2 separate regions of the Homo sapiens genome follow, and region 1 is linked to region 2. A link is an interaction called in ENCODE POLR2A ChIA-PET data of the cell type or tissue named here. Cell type or tissue: OCI-LY7. All regions are shown on one strand. Links, peaks and the distances in the headings refer to the core of each region. The heading gives the core; the rest is flanking DNA.

Region 1 (11,397 bases), core at 1,689-9,688, 56 kb after region 2:
CAGGACACAGTGTCCAGGAGCATAGGCCTGGCTGGGCTCTGCCCCCGCATCCTGTCAGAGCCCGAGACTCCCTCCCTGACAGCTCCTGAAGCATTCACCTGGACAGACTTCCTTCTGTCAAGGAGAAACAGCTGAGGTCTGAACAACATGATGTGCTTTGAGCTCAAATGCCTGCTTGTCCAACCCAAGCCATGACAGATTCTGAGAACTGAGCGGGTGTTTCACAGCCTACAGAGAAAACACTTGTTCACAAATATTTGTTTTCCTGGCATTACAGCTGGCTTACCATGCCAGGGTTCCTGCAGGTATGTACCCAGCACGGCTTACTTTCATAAAAAACCAAAATGTAACATCAACAACTAACGACAGAGGAAAGCAAGAAGGAGGGTGATGGTTACCAGGGAGACTGTTCACGGTCTCCTCAGGGACTAGAAGCCAGTGTGAGCTTCTGGGAATTGAGTGCATAGAGCTTAGTACTGGATGCACGCACAAGGCTTTTTCCTGGGCCTTCCAGGGTCCCACACACCCATCTTACAACCAGCTTCCTGGGAGGTGGCAGGGATGGACACTGGAGGAGACAGAAGGGCCTGTTTAGTGGTGGGGATTACCGGCTCAGGCTTCAGGAGCTCAAGGGGAGATGGCCAAGAGACAGTGACTCTGCTCAGCCTTGCTGGAAAGGCTGTGCAGGGGAGGCAGCAGCCCCACACCAGGGCCATACCTTGCGGTGTTTCACCACATAGTAGAGGATTGGCGCCCGGCCACTGCCCTCATGCCGAGGCCGCCACACCAGTTCATATGAGTCTGTCTTGGAGGTGCGGGGCGAGCTGAGGATGATGGGAGCCTCGGCGGGAGCCCCCTGCCCCTTCTCTCCTGGACACTGCGGGGAAGCAGGCCCCACTGACGTTGGGGGTCTGGGGAGCGCCGGTTGCCCCCTCAGCATCTGCTCAGGGTTGCCGAGTTTGGAGGGTGATACAGGAGGTGTGCCAGTAGCCAGCTCAGCATCCTGCCATAGCCTTGGGGTTATGCCTGGAGGACCAACAGGAAGCAGAAGGAAAGGTTAGTCTCCTGGTTTACCTGCTGAGCTGTTGTTCCTGGGGAGAAAACAGAAAGAAGACAGAGAGGCAACCTGGGCCCACCATCAGCTGTACCGCCACCCACTCTGTGCTGCCCAGCCAGGCTCCGTGGAAGACAGCGCTGGTGTCCCTGTCCTGCCAGAAGGAAAAGGCAGGCTGGCCTGCCTGGCCAGGGCTCAGGGGTGGCTTGGGTATGGCAAGCAAACTCCTGAATCCACGTGAGGTGCATCTCCAGTGAACTAACTCAATTTTCTCCCGAGGCCCAGGAACCCTGCGCCTTCCTTCTCGGTCTAGGCTGGAGGTGGGGACATGTCCCTTCATGGTGGAATTTTAACACCACGGCACCATGTGGGCCTTTTCCTACTGAATATGAGATATGAACGCAACTGGGAATGTCCTCTGAGAGTCTGTGAGGCCAGGAGGGGCAGTGCTTCCTTCAGGAGGTTTCCACAGAATCTGCCAGCACCTGTCTCTCCTCTACCTGACCTTCCCCACCACAGGACATGGGCACCCGATAATGCTGACTTAGCATCGTATTATATTCATTGCTGTATTTTTCTCAAGTTGTTTCCCTGGTAAGTTTCGTCTCCATAGGGGAGTTCTCGAGGGCAGGGTCTTTGCCCTGTTGCTCTGCATCCCCATTACCTCTCCCTAGGTTGAGCATGGTCACTGCTCAGCTGGCATAGGCCCCAACTGGAATGAAGCTTGCTGAGAAGGACAGACTGGCTTTTCTTTACCAAAGCACTAGAGTGGTGGTTGTCAAACTGGGTTCCACAGAAATATTTTTTTAAAATACAGCAATTAAATGGGTTATTTTCATTAGTGAAAATCTGTACTTCAGATTTATTAAGTTCATATAAATTTGAGCTTACAACTAAAAGCTACTTTTTTCTATCTTATATACTGGGGTTCCAAGTTAGATTTCATTTGAGAAAAGGATTCAGTGAATCATCAGCTGGAATCTCAGACCCCTGGGCTACACTCACTTGGCCTGGAGGTCCGCAGCTGGACTACGGCATGGGCGCTCCCAACCTCGTTCTCGGCCATGCACTGGTAGACGCCTTCGTCCTCAGGCCCCATGCTGAGCACGCGCAGGGCCCTGCGGGAGAGCCGGAGGCGCTGGCTGGAGATGAGGGGCACAGCATTCCTCAGCCACAGCACGGAGGGCGGGGGGTTCCCACGCACCTCACAGGTAAGCTTGGCACTCTGGCCCCAGGGGATGACCAGCTGGGATAGCTCCATGGTGACCTCAGGGGGTTCTGCCAGGAAACCAGAGCAGGGTGAGAAGGGCTGTGTCTTTCTGTCCCAGGGCCAGATGGGCTGGGAGGGATGTAGTTAGGAGCAGCTCCCCTGCCCTTTGGCTGTTGCTTTTTCCTAATGGGCAGAGTAGAGGGAAGGAGAGGTCTGATGTCTCCACCATCAGAATCATGACAGGAGGGCTCCAGGACTGCGTGCTCTTACTCTGGGATCCGAAGAGCCCTGACTCTTCAGCATGCCTGTTCCTCACTCAGCATGTGGCCTTTCACAAGATGCTAACCCTTTGTGAGCCTGGGTTACATTTCTAGAAAGGCTGCACAGACCAGAGAGAAGGCCAAGCAGAAGACAGTCCACAGCAGACACTCACCAAACACCTGGACATTGTAGAGGATGACCGCTGCCCCGGGCTGCCCAACCCCATTGTCGGCCATGCAGCGGTAGGTGCCTGAGTCCTCCTCGCTGGTGGTGTCGATGAGGAGGTTGCTCAGCAGGAAGCGCGTCTTGTTGTAGCCGGTGACACTGGACCCATCCTTGGCCCAGGTGACCCGTGGGGGTGGGATTCCACTGGCCACACACTCCAGAATGAGACTCTGGCCTTTGGTGACGATGATGGTTTGGGCCTCTGGGGGGTAGATGATGCGGGCAGCCTCAGCGGTGGAGCCTGGAGGGGCAAGGAGGGCAAGGACAGAAGGCGTGTGGACCAGGATGTCCTGTAGAGCATGCCCAGGAGGCAGTCCCAGAGAGCATGGAGATGGGATCAAACAGCCATTCCGGGTCTTTCAACCTATGTAGAGTGGGGCGTGCTACAGAATTCCCTTGGGGCTTGGTGTCCTTATCAGAAACAAGGACTGCTTCTGCAGGGAGCTGTTATGAGTAAGAAATGAGATAACACAGAAGAACAGCAGCATCAACATAACATATGCACAGTTAACTGTGTGCTGGCAAAGAGAGAAAGGTGAGGGAGTGTAGAGGCAGTTTAAATGGTACAGATATTTCTTTCTGCTTGCACTCAGTATGTGCGCTGTGAGGCTGAAGATGAGATGGGAAACAAGAATCTGCCATGCTCTCAACCCCACCCTATGGTTCTCAGGCCCAACTGTCTCTCAGTGAGCATCTCAGAGCCGGCCTCCGGCTGAGCTGAATGGAATCCACTGTTTAAACACATGCATTTCTCATATTGCAAGGTCCCCAAATGCAAATCACCTATGTACTTCCTCAGGTGCACAGCTGGGAAAGCTGTAATCTTTTTTCAACACTGTGGACAAACTGCAGAGAACTCACTGAAAGGCCTGTTTACTCTCTAATGTGTGCCGTTCCTCAGCAACCTTCAAGGAGCAAGGGGACTATGTGTGATTCCGCTTTATATGCCAACCAGGGACACACCCAGGTTTTCTAAAACCTGAAATTTATACAGTTTCGGAGGCCCCAAAAAGAATGGAAAATGATACATACAAAGTTAGGGCCTTGTGAGGCTTCTGTCAGTGAGTGAAAGACGATGGAAGTTTAACTTCATTAGCTTCACAGTGATTCCATCTCTGGTGCCAACTCTAAGCCTAACTCCGTGTAAGATGTCACTCCTTTGAATTGGCAGGGATCCAGGCAAGCGCACAGAAAGGTAGCTGCTGTTTTCCTGTGCATTGAGAGCATGTGGGCCTCCCGGAAGCTCACCAGAGGGTGGTGCAGGGCACACCTCATCAGTGCAGAGAGTGCAGGCCCAGGGACCTCATATAGGGCAGAACAGCAGCCTGGAGGCCTCCCACGTGGCCATCTGTTCTAGGCACATGCTGTGTCCGCTGCTGAGCTTGAGACAAGACCCACCGTCCTGTCCCAGCACACACATTCTGACCCATCCCAATCGCAAAGTAACCGTGAAGGAAACCTCCCATCAGGCAGGTGTGGCAGCAGGCAGTCGCCTGGTGCTGTGTGCTGTGAGATGCTGGCCCTGAGGCCGGCCAGAGGGGAGAGAATCCCTGGCTGAGAACCCCTGGCTGTCCCCCTGGCCAAAGCCAGTGCACACAGAACTGGAGCTTGGATGTGGCACCTCCAGGTATCTACCTCCCTTTCCATCTTTGTGAGCCCTTCCATCAGTGATCCCCCATCCCCCAGCAGGTGGGCCCGGGCCTTACGGCGCACACGTAGCCTGTCGCTGGAGCCGGAGGTTTTCACTTCCTGGGTCACTGGGTTGTAGGCTGCACACTTGTACATGCCCTCGTCCTCCTGGCTGGCATTCACAATCTGGAGGTTCCCTGAGGGCATGATCAGGTAGTTACCTGTGGAAAGGGCAGGGCCAGGGGAAGATGGGATGGGTCCAGAATACTTCACTCTGCAGCTTCCACAAAGGAGAGGTGCACGGAGGGAGAGGAACAGGCTGGGCAGGCACTAGGAGCTGATGTCCACCTGAGTCCCCACAAGACAAAGCCTAAGATGCCGTTCTCCCCATAAAACCTTGCAACAAGCAGGACAGAGTGCCAGAGAGAAAAGGTAACTAACCAACCAGCTAACAGACTGGCTGACTGACTAACTGCCACAACTTAGTGCATAGGTCAATAGAAGAGCATTTTATACTTTAAAGGGAGCTAAGGGAGGCTAGAAAGGAAGCAGGATTTGGAATCAGCCATGGTCTCACACTCTGGGTCTGCTGGGTATTAGCTGTGTGATCTTGGGCAAGTTAATTAATCTCTCTGATACAGTTTCCTCATTTGTAAAAAGGCTTAATGTATGCTGCCTCAGGGCTATTGTAAGGATTGAGAGGCCCAGGCTGCACACATGAGAGATGAGATCATTCCTGCAAGCCTCCAGGAAGGAGGAAATTGATTTTGGAGCTTCCCATCATTCTCCCTTCCCAAATGATGAGCAAATCTTCCCACCAGTCATAGCCATCACTCGGAATCGCCTCATTATTGCATTTCTGCTACTTGGAGAGGAATATTCTGACTTTCAACCACTGTCCTCCCCATGAATGCCACTGAAATCCTTTCTTCCACATCAGGGGCCTGTTAGGCTCTGTCTGCTCCTGGTCCACAGGTGCCCTGGGATGGTGCCTCACGGGTGTTCAGATTCTGTAGCTAGGAGGCAGAGTCACAGCTCCTGGACACCCCAGCAACTCGGGTGGCATTTGGCTTCCTGGCAGGTAAAGCTATGGCCATCAGTGCTGAGCTTTGCCCTGGTGGCCCCTCCTGAGAGCCGTGCTGTTGCCAAGCCTGGTGCCTGCCTGCTGCTGGGCCACCCAGGTATGAGCTGCTTATTAGCAAGTGCCAGATGGAGTGGGAGAAACCCTTGGCCCTGGTGGGACAGGCAGGCCTCTCCCAGAGGCTGCTGCCAACCTTCTGCTGGGGACAGCAGGGATTAATGCTCTTCTTCCCCTAGTCTCCAGTTAGTTCTGAGTGGTTGGATTAGGTGTTTTACCTTTTTGAAAACAGTTTTCTGTATTCTCTAAGTTTTCTATAATGAACATATGTTCCTTTCATAACCAGAAAGAGTTGATAAAAACTCTTAAAATCTATAGAATATTTTTAAAGGTATATATATATATTTTTTTTCTTGAGACAGAGTCTCACTCTGTCACTCAGGCTAGAGTGCAGTGGCATGATCTTGGCTCACTACAACCTTAGCCTCCTGGACTCAAGCAGTTAAAAGGTGTACATTTTGAGCTGTGGAGTCAGGTCAAGTAAGGTCTACTTGGCCTTGAGTATGGGGTCAGTTGTGAAAAGAAGCTGTCTTTGACTTCGGGGACAACCCCTTCCCCTCTGGCATTCTGTGGACCAAGTCTTGGCTTCCCTAGACCTGCTGCCGTGTCTGTCCACTGTGGCTTGAGCATGGAGCTGTGACAGCTGAGATAACTGCATTTACTATGCAAACGGGGAGAGGGAAAAATGAAGTCCACTATAAAGATTGCTCTGCTGCATGGGGAAGAGCTCCACCTCCTGCCAAGGAACCCTGGGGCTCCATGAATGGGCTTATTAGGCAGCCTTCCTGTGTGTGCCTGGAGGCACAGAGCTTCCCCAGGCAGCATGCAGAACCATGTGCTGAGAGCCTGGATGGAACAGCAGCATCTCAGTAATATCTTCTGGAGCCTGAAAGGATAAAGAAATTCCTCATGCTAAGACAGAGGACTTCCATAATGGAAGCCACCTGCTTTGGGACCCTACAGGACCAAATATCAAGAAAGAACACATGACCAAGCATGGTGGCTCAAGCCTGTAATTTCAGCCAAAGCGGGAAGATTGCTTGAGCTCAGGAGTTCTAGACCAGCCTGGGCAACATAGCAAGACTGTCTCTGTAACAAATAAAATTAAAGTTAGCCAAGCATGGTGGCGTGTGCCTGTAGTCCTAGCTACTCAGATGGTTGAGGAAGGAGGATCTCTTGAGCCTTGGTGATGGAGGCTGCAGTGAGCTCTGATTGTGCCACTGCACTCCAGCTTGGGTGACAGAACAAGATCCTGTCTCTTAAAAGGAAAAAAAGGGGAGGAGGACAGCTGGCTAGCATGAGGACAGGGCTGCTGGCATGTTGAGGGGGGTTTGGGAGACAGCAGCAGCTGCCCTAGCTTTGTTGAGCAGCGAGCGGTTGGAGGAGGCCAGCTTCCCTTCTGGCCTCAGCCTTGGCCTCTGGGCTCCTGCCCACTCACCTCTGGAGGCCTCCAGCCACTCTTGTTTGACGCTGTACCGGACCTGGGCTTTGGGGTGGCTCTCAGGCAGGTGGCAGGCAATGACTGCTGTGTTTCCCTCATCCACTTCAATCACGTGCTGCACATCTAACTTGAAGTCCTGGAGATCTGTGAAGAGAAGGGAAGGTGCTGGTTGGAGGACAGCAGAGCAAAAGTGTGACATTTCAGGGTGGGCTTGTGCCTTGGTGTTGTCAGTCATGACAAAGCTCACACCTAGGGGGATATCAGGGGATCCTCCGAGTTCTTCCTCCAGCCCCTTGTTGTCTACAGGAGTTTGTAAGAATGTGGGGCCCTCATCACTGATGGGGTTCACTTTGTATATACAAGCTGGGGAAAGGTGCAGAGAGAATCCCATCAAGGGGTGCCTCTGGCTCAGACCATCTGTTACACTGAGATGTGGGGGCAAGTTGGCTCTGCTTACACCCCAGAAATGGGGGGGGGTCAAAGTACAAATGTCCTAGCAGAGCTGTCAGCAGGCTCAACTAATGGAGATGGAAGGGAACGATACAAGAGAATGCTCATGTCTTTTCTCCAAGTTGATTGAGAACAGCCTTCGGAGGCTGAGGCAGGAGAATGGCATGAACCCAGGAGGCAGAGCTTGCAGTGAGCCGAGATCGCGCCACTGCACGCTGGCCTGGGCGAAAAGAGCGAGACTATGTCTCAAAAAAAAAGAACAGCCTTCCCAGGTTCTCCTTAGGCATCCACGATGACAAGTAACAGGCCTGAGATTCCACTTGGTTGCCGGCCATGGTTATAACCAGAAGGCTGATTCTTGCTGCTCAGGAGCCACACCCCACTTCACGGAGGATCCTTCCTTGGGGCTGGGGGCAGGACTCTGGATACCCTAAGGGTTTTCTAAGACAAAGAGGAATCTGCCAGGACAACAGGCAGCACCCTAGGGTGGCTTAATGGCAGTGGACTATGGAGGAGCCAGGGTCCTAACATGAGACTGTGGTCTCTGGCAGCCCCATAGCCATCTCTCCTGGCTTGGCACCATGGGATCTAAACTGGGAGAGCATGGAGATTCATCTAGAATAAAAGCAGAATGTTTCCCAAACAATGCAAGAGTCCAAACAACAAATCTCTCTTTGTATGAGACAAATCACTCATGTTGCTGAGTAAAACAGGGACCACTTGCACAACAAAACTGCATGCATTCCAAGCTGGAAATCTGGTTTTCAGGATTATAGCTGAATTTAAGAGGAGAAATAAAACTAATGGAGTATAAGACAGATGGAAATATTTTACCCAGACACTCTCTTCTTAAAGGTACTCAGAAAGCCCTGAAGGCACCTTCTCCGAATACTGGCCACACCAAATTCTGCTCAGCTCCCGGGACTGACAGCATTGGGACTGACTGCAATTTCACTGCAAGACTGCACCTGCCTCTGCTGTTGTTTCCAGTGGAGACCCAGAGAGGGCTGGAATCAGGTTTCTCACAGAAGACAAGAGATAATGACCAAAAACAAACTGGTGTCACCCTAGGAGTGCCTGGTGATTAAGGTACTCAGTGAGGTCAGGAGGCTTCCCACGTAATGGAACTTCCCAGCAACTCTTAGTCAATTCAAGCCAACACAGGGGAGGAAGCCCTGTTGTTTCTGTGAAAGGATTGATGTCCCTTTGATTACAATATTAGACTATGAACTCTTTAGGGGCGTGGACCGAGTTTTGTTCCTGTCTGTGTCCCCTGAACCTAACCCAGGTCCTGGCCCAAGTACACACTTGGCAAGTGTTGAATGAATAAATGAATGAATGTTAATGAATGAACGAATGAATATCTTGGAAGCTGAGCCCCACGAGTTAGGTACAAGATGCCCATTATGCTGCCTAGAAACTCATAGTTGAACTCATAAATTCATAGTTGAAGTTGGTCTACATTTTGAACAAACAGACAAGAGCCTAGCATAACAAATGTTCTGTGAACATTATATCTAAGTGTGGCCAATGGAAGCTATTTTGCAAATACAATGTTTCTTGAGACGTTATGTGGGATCTGAAGAAAGAAGTGAAATGGGTCTAATAAATGTGCTGTAAGAAATACATGCTATTCAAGGAGTGATGTGTTAAAAACAGTGACAGGATGGATATTCCATTCTCCATGATGTGCTTATTTCACACTGCATGCCTGTATCAAAACATCTCATGTACCTGATAAATATACACACATACTATGTACCCACACACACACACAAAACTTAACAAAAAACAGAGATTGGCTGTCTGATTCCTTTCTATTGCCCCATTTCACTTTCCAGGCTGAACAAGCATGATGCCTGCGGGTCAAGGCGAGATCTCTCATAGATTCCTTCCTGTGGGTAAGTGTAGGGCCTCCTGGGCTTTTAAATAATGATTTCAAAATTATTTAATGTTTTGTGTGTGATATCTGAGCCTAACTAAACGATAAATTCCTGGTGAGAAGCCTATTAATTTTTCACTCTTCACCCCAACCCCAAGTTCTATTGCATAGTACTGAGGATACAGCAAATGCTTTCTAAATCCTTGCTAAATAAATACAGTTTGGAAGGCTGAGCCCAAGGCCAGCTTGATGGGTGTGCAACCTGCCTCTGCACTTGATGGGGTAACACCCAGTTTAATGCTCTGCTTTCATCATCTGAAAATTCTTAATAATGCTTCAACAAGGGACCCTACATTTTCATTTTGCATTTGGTCCCACAAATTATTTAGCCCAGTCCTGGCTGAGCCTCTCAGCCAAGATAGCTAATGAGTTTTCTCTCAGAGAAGAGGAAGGTTTGGACTATGGGAAAGGAATTGCTTGAGCTCAACATGTTCTAGCTAAACATCGGTAACTTTGTTTTCTGAAAGCAATTCACTTAAAAAATGCAAAGGCCTTAATCCTCCTTCAGGCCAGTGCGCCCTGTACCTGCCAAGTCAGGAGGCTCCCCACAAAGCGAGCTGTGAATGATTGTGAGCTGTGAGTGATTGTGAGCTCAGGGGCATCTGGAAAATTCCTCAGGCGCTGTGAAGCACTCTCCTCCATGGTCGAATAAGTCCCAAACTACTCCACCAAGAGGTTTCTTTTTTTTTTTTCCTCCTCCTTTTCTTCACCTCATTCCAAGGAAATTTGCCTTAAGCAAAGAATATACTTAAAGCTAGCAGATCATTTTGCAAGAAAGATGTAAGGAACTGAAAGGAGTTTGGCACCAGGATGCCATCTCCATCTTCATGGCCCCAGGCTCCTGCCCATTGTAATTGAGGGCTTATCCAGGCACGGAGGGAGCATGCACTCTGCCAGGCACCCACCTCAGCAACCCAGTGGTAGAAAACACTGTCTCTTTTAATCCCCTCTTGGCTCCTGCTGCACCCTCTGACAGCTGCTCAGTTGGAGACAGAAGGCTGTGCAGTGGGGGAGCATGAAGCTGGGCACTGGTCAGCCATGCGGCCAGACAGCCCCTCTGTTCTGATGCCAACATGTGCACAACAGCCTGTGCAGGCAGGACCGAGGGCACCCCAGCTGGACATCCAGCTCCCCACAAGGGGCGACTGGCAGGCGAGCCTTCCTGGCTTCAAAACAAATAAGCAGCAGTTCGGTCCTTGGCCCTGTCCCTCCTACCCTCTATCCCCCCTCCCCCCGTGCCTCCTAAGCTTAAGCCTTAGCTTAAACACTCCCAATTTGGCTGCTTGAGTAAAACTTGAGTTTCACTAAGGGATCAAAGGCAGAATAATGAAGTGATGAATGATCTGAAAATCAGAGGACCCCTTTCTCTAGTGTTTTTGGACAGGAAGGGGGCCAGGGAGGGGTGGGGAGTTCATGATCAATAAGAGCCTAACCAGCCATCAGATGGGGCAGATGCAGAGAGGAGCTCTAGCTGGCGCATATGAAGGAAACCAGCCTGTTCCCAGGCCCCTTTGTCTGCAAAGCTGGTTTCCTGGCCGAGTCCCTAGGCTGCTCAGTGTGCTTCACTGGAAATAAGGGACAGGCCCTTCAATTACAAATAGGGTTAGCAGGCCTCCGCTGCAGAAAGATGGATCAGGTTTCATGGGGAAATGGTTTGACAGGACACCTGCCCTTGCCTGTTGGCTGGTGTGTTTGAGAAATCCATTAGAGGAATGTTTTTGCAGCTTTAATCCTCTTACCTTCCCTCCCCTCGCACCCTTCTTTTGCATCCTCTCTTTGTGCATTTTCCAGCTACTTCATTAACTTGTCCGCATTAATCAAACGCTAGTAGACCCACTTTTGTTTCTCAGCTCCCAACAGGTCAGAAGTCCTGGTCTTTGGGGCCATCTCTGAGTTTACTGACCTTATTTACTTGTCACAGAGCTTTGTGATTTCTGAGAAAGCCCATGATATTTTAGGCTCCATATAGAACCCGGCCCAGTTCCTTCCTTCTGGGAGCTCAGTTTCCAAAGGGAATACGTACACTCTGATACATCACTTCTGTAGG
Region 2 (11,091 bases), core at 199-8,198:
ACAGGGTAAGGGGTGAACCTGTTCCTAGTTAAAGCTGAAAGAGAGAAGAGAAGGGAAAAAATTGGGTCGGGTTTTTTGTTTATTTATTTAAAATTTCTCTGCATGAACCTTTCCCAAACCCTGACCAGCTTACCACTCAGTGATGGCTTGGCTTCCTCCCCATCCTTGGCCTTCTGGAAATCACTGTGCTCTTCCCAGAACTACAGAGCTTTTAAACTTTTTTTTTTGTTTTGGAAAGCTGACAAAGAATGAAGGGGAAGCCCATGTTTCAGTTACTTGGCATCTAACTGAAGTCATCGTAAAGGGGAAGTGGAGGAGCAGCTTTTAGATGATGGATGGAACATAGATAATGGATGGAACATAGCTAAGAATTTTCCAGAGAAACAGGGCACCCTCTGCTTTTCACACCATCCTTTTTCTCTAATATGTGGTTTGTTCCATTAGTAGAAGTGTTTATGGTGATTACTGGGTTTGAGATTGTTCTGGAGCTGGAATGGCGACTATTCTTATTTCTAGGAAATTCAGGACCAGACTAGGGCCTGTTGGGCAGGATGTTCTTTGAATATGAAAGAATAACCTTTCTTGGATAGATAACTCTCTGCTGTCAGCCATGTAGATTCCCTTTCCTCAGTGTGTCTTTCCAGCTTCACCCTGTGGTGATGCCCTCAGTAGCTTCCCAGCCTTATTCTTCACCATTATCTCTTCTTTGTCCAGCCCTGTTTTCTCACTGTTCTTGCCTCTCTCCACTCCACCTTTTCCTCCCACACCATTCTGAGTTTTGCATCTGTGCTTTTTCCTTTGCTGTTTCCTTCTACCAGTAATGACTTCCTTCCACCAGTAATGACTTCCTTCCAGAGTTGAGTTATCATTCAAAGCATGGCTCAGTTCCAAACCCTCTCCAGCATTTTCCGCCCACATTACTTATGCTGTCCTTGTTTCTAAACTCCAGTTGCACCTGTAATAAGCATCTCATGTTTTACACTAATTTTCCTTGCTGTTTCATGGGTATTAGTATTGTCTTGAAAATTAAATTACACAATTCTTGAGCAAAGGGCCACATATACTTCTGATTCCTCCACATAGTCTAGGACAATGTCAAACATATAATAGATATTCAGTCAAAAGTTTTGATTGATTTAATTGTAACTAATTTATTAATTTAGCAAATATTTATTGGATGTTCTGTATGCAGGGACACTGATAGATAGGATTAGGGATACAACAATTCTTAAGAAAGACATGTTCTCTATCTTCACAAAGCTTATAGGCTATTGGGATTGGAGAGAATAAAACAAGTGTAATCCTTACAGACTTGGAGACCTATGTGGTCCTCCAAATAAATGCAGGAATAATTCAAGTTTGTTAAACAAGCTTTAAAGGGGAGCCCAAACATATAGTCTATAGAGATGGTTACTTAAAAGTTTAATTTTTTCTTCTCTCTCTGTTTTTTTTTTTTTTTTTTTTTTTTTTTTTTTTAAGCTCTCTAAATTTCTCTGGTAGTTTCACTGCTCCAAACCCACAGATCTCTTTCTCTCCTCAGCCCCAGTCTGGGTCCTCACTTACTATAGGCTTTTGACAGTTGAGGCCACCTATCATGTACAAACTAATTAAAAACATAGAATGGTTTGTCTCTTCCTATTGTTCCAGTTTCCTCAGGAGAATCAGCCCTTGGGGCTCTCTCTTGACCTCTTCATCTCCTTTGTGATACTGGGGGGGAAAGCTGGGGGAAAGCTGTACCAAAATCAGAACAAAACTGAGGACTTAAAATTAGTAGGACCATAATGGATTAAAGTCTGGACCAGGACTTGGGATACTTCGGCTCTTATCAGGAAAAGTAACTTTGACCTTAATTTCTTCAATCTTAGAAAGAGATTGAACAGGTTTTTTGTGGCTCCATGATTATTTTATCTATTTAAAAATATTTACCATTCTGTGGTTTTGAAAATTTTCAACATAAGAAGTTGGGAAACGTATTTATTTGTGCTTACTATATAAAAGGGATTGTAGAGATACTATGGAGAATAAAGAGGAGACAGATAGAAACACTACCCACTCAGAGAGCTCATAAGCTACACAGTAAAGCAAGAAGGGCATTCTTGATTGATGGCTTAGTTAATGGTGAAGAAATAGGTGGAAGGACTTCTAGTTACACAATTCCTACCACTTAATAAATTAATTTATGTAAACTTAATGCCATTAATGAATTTATTTTTGTGACTATACACACACACACAATTCTCCATCCATAAGGGCATAATAAAAAATGACTTCATACAAATTAGTACTGTTAGATAGTTTAAAAATGCATTTATCTAGTCTTCTAACGTATCCGCAAATATTTTTTCCATCTCAGATCAAAGAACTGGTTGTCACTTTCGATGCAGAACTCCGTCTCCTTAGACATCAGAAACTAAAACTAGATACTCAGATGAAATTATCTGACCTGCACCATGTCACCTTATTTCAAGAAATACTTCTCCTGAAGAATTTTGAAAAACAGGAGAACATACTTCAAGAACGTGTTAATTCCTTAGACAAAGAGGAACAGTACATGCAAGTATGAGTGGGCAGAAGAATCCTAGCTGGCTGGTCCCTTAGTTATGGAGAAACTTGATTTCTTTTTCTTCTTAACTCAAATCTCCCACTTGTTCTAGCCCTTATCTCTTTCTTGTCTTCTTTCCCCCTCCTCCTTTTTCCTGTTATTCCTACCTAGTCTCCATCTTTAGTATTCATGGTCAAAGAGAAATGATTCAGATTTTTTAGTAAATTTGGTCTGATATTCTGTAAGGTAGAAGAATAAAATTTTCACAAGTTAGCCTTTGATTGTGCCACTCTACACCAGTCTGGTGAGTTGGGTTCCCTAAAAAACAAAAAAGTAAGCTATGATATAAAATTGAGTTTTGATTATATGTTATCCTTATGAAAACAACTGAAAAAGAAGCTGGTGAGTTTCTTAAGTATGACAGCTTCAGTGTAATATATGATTGAATATCATAAGAAATGAGGTTCCTTTATTTGTTATATTTGTATATTAAATTTCAGAAAATAAATTATACTAGCTTTGTTTTAAAATAAGAAAGATTCTATTAAACAGATAGTATATGCTAAATAGTAACATTCATTTTTAGGTATATTAGCTTCACTAGAAATTATATGTCTCTTTGTTTTAGTTATATATCAATACAAAAAATTCATTGGTTTTTGAGACTACACATGCAAAAATATTAGCTGACATCCACATATTCAATTTAAGGAATTTCAAGGAAAAGTTTCAATTTAATTTAGATTTTGGGGGGATGCTTAGCACTAAAAAGCTGATTTTCTAATTCTAAACATGACTGATTTTTACAAAGGAATTATAAAATTTTAACCAATAAATGGATGGCTCTGCAAACATCAGAAATGTAACCTTCTTTTAAGAAGTTTTAAAAAATATATTTGTAAACTGTAACCTTGTATTGTAAAGTACATTGCTCTCTGAACTTGGTTTATCAGAAATATTTATCATTTGTCCTTGTTTTTATTCATTTAGTGGAAAATAAATGAAACTCTTAAAGAGATGGAAGAGAAAAAGAATGAAATCACCAAACTCCAGGAGCAAGAAAAGGCACTCTATGCTGGTTTTCAAGCAGCCATTGGAGAAAACAATAAATTTGCAAACTTCCTCATGAAGGTCCTAAAGAAGAAGATTAAACGGGTAAAGAAAAAAGAAGTTGAAGGAGATGCTGGTTTGTATTTCTTTCTTGCATATGATCTTATTTTCTCTCATTAACATGAAATAGAGAGGTAACTAAGGGACCTATTAGATACCTTATTTTTTTCACTATAACATGGACAATGTAGAGACACTGTGGGGGCTAAAGAGGAGAAGACATAAACCTTAGGGTCTTCCAACACCTCGAGTTAATCTGTGTGCATGTTTGTTTGCACATGTGTGCACATGTTTATGTGTATCTGGTATGAGTGAGCATAGTGTAGTTTAAGTTAATAAGCACATCTTTTTATGTGTTTATTTGCCATATGTATATCTTATTTGGTGAAATGTCTCCTTTTGCCCATGTTTGAATAGGATCATTTGCTTTTTTTACTGTTGAGTTTGGAGAGTTCTTTATATATTCTGTATACTAGTCTTGTGTCAGATATGTGGTTTGCAAATATTTTTTCCTAGTGCGTAGCTTGCCTTTTCATTTACTGTAGTATCATTTGTTGAAAAGGTTGTCTCTCTTCGACTGAATTGCTTTGATCTTTGTCAAGATCATTTGGGCATCTTTGTGTGGATGTATTTCTAGGTTCTGTTACATTGATCTATGTGTCAATATTTTCACCAATACTACAGTCTTGATTATTGTAGCTACATATTGAGCCCTTAAATCAGGTAGACTAACTCCTCCTACTTTATTCTTCTTTTGTAAAATTGTTGTAGCTATTCTAGTTCCTTGATATTTCCGTATTTTAGAATAATCTTCTTTATATCTACAAAAAATCTTGTTGGAAATTTGATAGTAATTGTGTTAAAACTGTATATTAACTTGGAGACAACTGGTATCTTTACTACATTGAGTTTTCCAATGGAAAGCACAATATGCCGTAGTCCGAGCTACTAGGGAGGCTGAGACAGGAGAATGGCGTGAACCCAGGAGGCGGAGCTGGCAGTGAGCTGAGATCATGCCACTGCACTCCAGTCTGGGCGACAGAGCAAGACCCTGTCTCCAAAAAAAATAAAAAATAAAAAAGGCACAATATATCTCTATTTATTTAGAACCTCGGTTTCTTTGATCAAAATTGTATACTAGTATTCAGTATATAATTCATGTTCATGTTTTGTTAGATTTACACCTATTTCCTTTTTTAGTGATTTTTTTTTTTTTTTTTGAGACGGAGTCTGGCTCTGTCACCCAGGCTGGAGTGCAGTGGCGTGATCTCGGCTCACTGCAAGCTCCGCCCTCGGGTTCACACCACTCTCCTGACTCAGCCTCCCAAGTAGCTGGGATTATAGGCTCCCACCACCACGCCTGGCTAATTTTTCTATTTTTAGTAGAGACAGGGTTTCACTGTGTTAGCCAGGATGATCTCAATCTCTTGACCTTGTGATCTGCCCACTTCAGCCTCCCAAAGTGCTGGGATTACAGGCATGAGCCACTGTGCCCGGCCCCTTTTTTAGTGATTTTAAATGATACTGTATTTTTAATCTCAGTGTCCTCATGTTCATTGCTACTAATAGATTTTTACATGTTTAGCTGATATCCCGTAACCTTACTTATTAGTTCTAAGAGGTTTTGATAGATTCCTTGGGGATTTCTATGTAGATGATTAGGTTGGTGCAAAAGTAATTGTGGGTTTTGCTATTAATAATGGGAAAATAATTTCACCTAATAATTTCGTCTGCAAATATAGGCAGTTTTATTTATTTATTTCTGATCAGGATGCCTATTTCATTTTCTGGCCTTATTGCATGGCTAGAACATCCAGTACTATGTGAGTGCTGAAAGCTGACATTCTTGCTTTATTTTCAATATTAAGTATAATATTACCTGTAGGTGTTTTATAGATACTCTATTAAGTTAAGGAAGTTCACCTCTGTTCCTCTTTTTCATGAATTTTTTTCGTGAATGGGGGTGAAAATTTGTCAGATGCCTGTCTACATTGATTCATGATCATGTAATTTTCTTTTTAGCCTATTAATATGGTAGATTACATTGGCTAATTATGGATTATTAAATCAGAATTGCATTTCTGAAATAAACCTTCCTTGGCATAGTGCAAAATTCTTTTTATATATTGATTAATTCTATTTGCTAATATTTCATTAAGAAATTTTTTGTCTATATTCATGAAGATCATTTTTCTGTAGTTTTCATTTTTGGTACTGTCTTTGTCTGGTTTTAGTATCAGGGTAATAAAAACTAGCTTCTTAATATGAATCAGAAAATTTTCTTTTCCATTTGATTTTCTGGAAGATCTTGCATGGAATTGGTGGTAATTATTCTTTAAACACTTAGTAGAATTCACCAGTGAAAGCTTTTGGATTTGAACATTTCTTTTGGGGGAGTTTTTAAATTACAAATTCAACTTTCTTAATAGTTATAGGGTTGTTCAAATGATCTATTTCTCTCTTTTTTTTTTTTTTTTTGAGACGGAGTCTTGCTCTGTCACCAGGCTGGAGTGCGGTGGCGCGATCTGTGCTCACTGCAACCTCCACCTCCTAGGTTCAAGCGATTCTCCTGCCTCAGCCTCCCAAGTAGCTGGGACTATAGGCACGTGCCACCATGCCCAGCTAATTTTTTTGTGTTTTTAGTAGAGACGGGATTTCACCATGTTGGCCAGGATGGTCTTGATCTCCTGACCTTGTGTTCCACCGGCCTTGGCCTCCCAAAGTGCTGGGATTACAGGCGTGAGCCACTGCACCCAGCCCAAATGATCTATTTCATATTGGGTGAGTCATGGTAGTTTGTGGTTTTTTGAGGAATTGGTATATTTCATCTAAGATGCCAAATTAATACATGAATATCCTTATCTTTTTAGTGTCTACAGGGTCTGTAGTAATATCACCTGTTGCATTCTTTTTTTCTAAAAAAAAATTCAGCTTTTATTTTAGATACAGGCGGTATATGTGCAGGATTGTTACATTGGTATATTGCACCCAGGTAGTGAGCATAGTACCAAATAGGTAGTTTTTCAGCCAATGCCCCCCTCCTTCCCTCACCACTCTAATAGTCTGCAGTGTCTGTTGTTCCCGTGCTTATGTCCATGTGTGCTCAATGTTTTTAGCTCTCATTTACAAATGAAAATATGTAGTATTTGGTTTTCTGTTCCTGTGTGAATTCGCTTAGGATTATCACCTCCAGCTCCATCCATGTTGCTGCAAAGGTCATGATTTCATTCTTTTTTTATGGCTGTGTAGTATTCAATGGTGTATATGTAGATTTTCTTTGTCCAACCCACCATTGATAGGCACCTAGGTTGATTCCATGTCTTTGCTGTTGTGTATAGCACAGTGTTATGGTTTGGCTGTGTCCCTACCGAAATCTCATCTTGAATTTTGGTCCCCATAATCCCCACATGTATGGGAGGGATCTGGTTGGAGGTAATTGAATCATGGGAGTGGTTACCCTCATGCTGCTATTCTCATGATGAGTGAGTTCTCATGAGATCTGATGGCTTTATAAGGGGCTTCCCCGCCGCCAACTTCACTCTGCACTTCTCCTTCCTGCTGCCATGTGGAGGAGGACATGTTTGCTTCCCTTTCTACTGTGATTTTAAGTTTCCTGAGGCGTCCCCAGCCATGCTGAGCTGTGAGTCAATTAAACCTCTTTCATTTATAAATTACCCAGTCTTGCATATGTTTTTATTAGCAGTGTGAGAATGGACTAATACACATGGCAATGAACATGAGTGCATATGTCTTTTTGGTATAATGATCTATTTTCCTTTGTGTATATACCCACTAATAGGATTGCTGGGTCAAATGGTGGCTCATTTTTAAGTTCTTTGAGAAATCTCCAAACTGCTTTCCACAGTGGCTGAACTAATTTACATTCCCACTAATGGTGTATAAGTGCTCCCATTTCTCCATAGCCTCACCAGCCTCTTTTTTGACTTTTTAATAATAGTTATTCTGACTGGTGTGAGATGGTGTCTCATTGTGGTTTTGATTTGCACTTCTCTGATGATTAGTGATTATGAGTATTTTTTTCATGTTTGTTGCCTGCTTGTAGGTAATCTTTTGAGAAGTGTATGTTCATGTCCTTTGCCCATTGTTTAATAGAGTTATTTGTTTTTTGCTATAGATTCTGGATATTGGTCTTTTGTTGGATGCATAGCTTGTGAATATTTTCTTCCATTCTGTAGGTTGTCTATGGCTAGCCAGTTATCCCAACACCATTTATCAAATAGGAACTTCTTTCTCCATTGCATGTTTTTGTCAACCTTGTTGAAGATAAGATGGTTGTAGGTGCACAACCTTATTTCTGAGTTTTCTATTCTGATCTTGCGGTCTATGTGTCTGTCTGTTTTTGTACCAGTACTGTGCTGTTTTGGTTACTACAGCTTTATAGCTGAAGTTAGGTAGTGTGATGCCTCCAGCTTTGTGGATTATCTTTAGGATTGCATTGGCTATTTGGGCTCCTTTTTGGTTCCATATGAATTTTAGAATAGTTTTTAGTTTTTTCTAGTTGTGTGAAAACTGATGTTGGTAATTTGATAGGAGTAGCATTGAATCTGTATATTGCTTTGGAGGATATGCCATTTTAATGATATTGATTCTTCTAATCTATGAGCATGGGATGTTTTTCCATTTATTTTTGTCATCTCTGATTTCTCTCAGCATTGTTTTGTAATTCTCCTTGTAGAGATCTTTCACCTCTTTGATTAGCTATGTTCCCAGGTATTTCATTTTTATTGTCACTATTGTAAGTGGGATTATATTCTTGATTTGATTTTCAGACTGTACATTATTGATGTATAGAAATGCTACTGATTTTTGTATATTGATTTTGTATTCCAAAACCTTGCTAAAAATATTTACCAGTTGTAGTAGCCTCTTGGCAATCTTTGGGGTCTTCTAAGTATAGAATCATATCACCAGCAAAGATAGTTATTTTGACTTCTTTTCCTATTTAGATGCCTTTTATTTCTGTTTGTTGCCAGATTGCTCTGGCTAAGACTTACAGTACTTTGTTGAATAGAATGGTGAGAGTGGGCATTCTTGCCTTGTTCCACTTCTCAAGAAGAATGGTTCCAGCTTTTGCCTATTCAGTATGATGTTGGCTATGTGGATTTGACATAGCGCTCTTATTATTTTGAGGTATGTTTCCTCAATGCCTAGTCTGTCAAGGATTTTTATTATGAAGATATGTTTGATTTTCTTGAAAACTTTTTCTGCGTCTATTACGATGATCACATGGTTTTTGCTTTTAATTCTGTTTATGTGGTGAATCACATTTACTGATTTACGTATGTTGAACCAATCTTGCATCCCAGGAATAAAGCCTGTTTGATCATGGGGAATTAACTTTTTGATGTGCTGCTGGATTTGGTTTGCTAGTATGTTTTGAATATTTTTGCGTCTATGCTCATCAGAGATATTAGCCTGAAGTTTTCTTTCTTCATCATATCTCTGCCAAAAAATTTTGATATTAGGCTGATGCTGGTTTCATAGAATGTTTTAGGGAGGAATCCCTCCTGTGATGGTGAGTGTCAACATGATTGGATTGAAGGATGCAAAGTATTGATCCTGGGTGTGTCTGTGAGGGTGCTGCCAAAGGAGATTAACTTTTGAGTCAGTGGGCTGGGAAAGGTAGACCCACCCTTAATCTGGGTGGGCACCTCTAATTAGCTGACAGTGTGGCTAGAATATAAAGCTGGCAGAAAAATGTGAAAAAACTAGACTGGCCTAGCCTCCCAGCCTACATCTTTCTCCCATGCTAGACCCTTCCTGCCCTCGAACATTGAACTCCAAGTTCTTCAGTTTTGGGGCTTGGACTGGCTTTTCTTGCTCCTCAGCTTGCAGACAGTCTATTTTAGGACCTTGTGATCATGTGACTTAACACTTAATAAACTCCTTAATACTTAATAATATACATCTAGATATATATAACTTCATTATATATACATATATATAACTTCATTATATATATACATATATAACTTCATTAAGTACTGTATATCTAGATATATATTACATCTATATATCATATATATCATATATGATATATAGATGTAATATATATCATATATATCAATATATATCATATATATATCATGTATATATCTGCTCCATGTTCTTGAGCTGTGCACCACAGCCCTGGAGACACTGGGATATCTTGAGATTCAGGGTCAGGGTCAGGGTCAGGTTCCAGCTGCACTGGGGGATCTGATTTGCTTTGCAGTTGCCAGAACAAATATAGATCTATATATATTGAGAGAGAGAGAGAGAGAGAGAGAGAGAGACTAATATACCTCCTCAATTTTCTGGAATAGTTTCAGTAGAATTGGTACCAATTCTTCTTTGTATGTCTGGTAGAATTCAGCTGTGAATTCATCTGATGCAGGGCTTTTTTTCATTGTTATCTATTTTTTATGACTGATTCAATTTCAGAATTCAATATTGTTCTATTCACTGTTTTAATCTCTTCCTTATTCAATCTTGGGAGATTATGTATTTCCAGGAATTTATCCATTTCCTCTAGATTTTCTGGTTTGTGTGCATAGAAGTGTTCATAATAGTCTCAGAAGTGTTCATAATTAGTCTCTGATTATCTTTTGTGTTTCTGTGGGATGAGTTGTAATGCCATCTTTGTCATTTCTAATTGTACTTATTTGGATCTTCTCATTTTCTTTTCTTTGTTAATCTAACTAGTGATATAGCAATCTTGTTTATTTTTTTGAAAAAAACCTCTTGGTTTCATGAATCTTTTGTATGGATTTTTGTATCTCAACTTCATTAAGTTCTTCTCTAATTATAGTTATTTCTTTTCTTCTTGCTTTATGACCAAGCATGTGGTCAATCTTAGACTATATTCTGTGTGCAGATGAGAAGAATGTATATTCTAAGTTGTTGGATTGAGTGTTCTGTAGATGCGTATTAGGTCCAATTGGTCAAGTGTTGAGTTTAAGTCCAGAGTTTTTTTGTTAGTTTTCTGCCTTGATGAGCTGTCTAATGCTGTCAGTGGGATGTTGAGGTCTCACACTATTATTGTGTGGTTGTCTAAGTCTTTTTGTAGGCCAGGAAGAACTTGTTTTATGAATCTGGGTGCTCCAATGTTGGGTGCATATATATTTCGGATAGTTAAGTCTTCCTGTTGGATTGCACTCTTTATCATTATGTGATGCTCTTCATTATCCTTCTTAATTTTTATTGGTTTAAAGTCTGTTTTATCTGATATAAGAATAGCAACTCCTGCTCTTTTTTTGTTTTCCATTTACATGGTAGATCTTTCTCCATCCTTTCACTTTGAGCCAATGGGTATAATTATATCTGAGATGGGCCTCTTGAAGACAACAGATGGTTGGTTCTTGTCTTTTTATCCAGTTTGGCACTCTAGCTTTTAAGTGGGGTGTTTAGCCCATTTACATTCAAGGTTAGTATTGATA

Evidence for each region. ChIA-PET counts read pairs that join two places held together with the same protein. Peaks named below come from ENCODE experiments on the same cell type or tissue, not always from the same donor. Only the 100,000 strongest peaks of a DNase experiment are listed, where the experiment ranks them.
Region 1: POLR2A ChIA-PET joins it to region 2 with 10 read pairs; 2 of 35 experiments call an interaction of 5 or more read pairs at or near these places.

Annotation. Positions count from the first base shown.
Region 1 is chr3:113,264,004-113,275,400 of GRCh38, reverse strand. BOC (BOC cell adhesion associated, oncogene regulated) reads right to left here. Exons shown (of 20, transcript NM_001378074.1): 5 at 6,956-7,102; 6 at 4,457-4,600; 7 at 2,698-2,991; 8 at 2,060-2,332; 9 at 719-1,026. LOC124909409 (a long non-coding RNA gene) reads left to right here and starts at 7,102. Exons shown (of 2, transcript XR_007096006.1): 1 at 7,102-9,309. RefSeq lists enhancers at 1,628-2,490, 9,733-10,351. In OCI-LY7, for the core only: no CTCF peak of the experiment used is centred there; no DNase peak of the experiment used is centred there.
Region 2 is chr3:113,319,082-113,330,172 of GRCh38, reverse strand. CFAP44 (cilia and flagella associated protein 44) reads left to right here. Exons shown (of 35, transcript NM_001164496.2): 26 at 1-5; 27 at 2,354-2,557; 28 at 3,533-3,728. It overlaps SPICE1-CFAP44 (SPICE1-CFAP44 readthrough (NMD candidate)), which reads left to right. Exons shown (of 52, transcript NR_183050.1): 42 at 1-5; 43 at 2,354-2,557; 44 at 3,533-3,728. Among named protein-coding and RNA genes, the nearest start is that of CFAP44-AS1, 79 kb to the left of the region's middle. In OCI-LY7, for the core only: no CTCF peak of the experiment used is centred there; no DNase peak of the experiment used is centred there.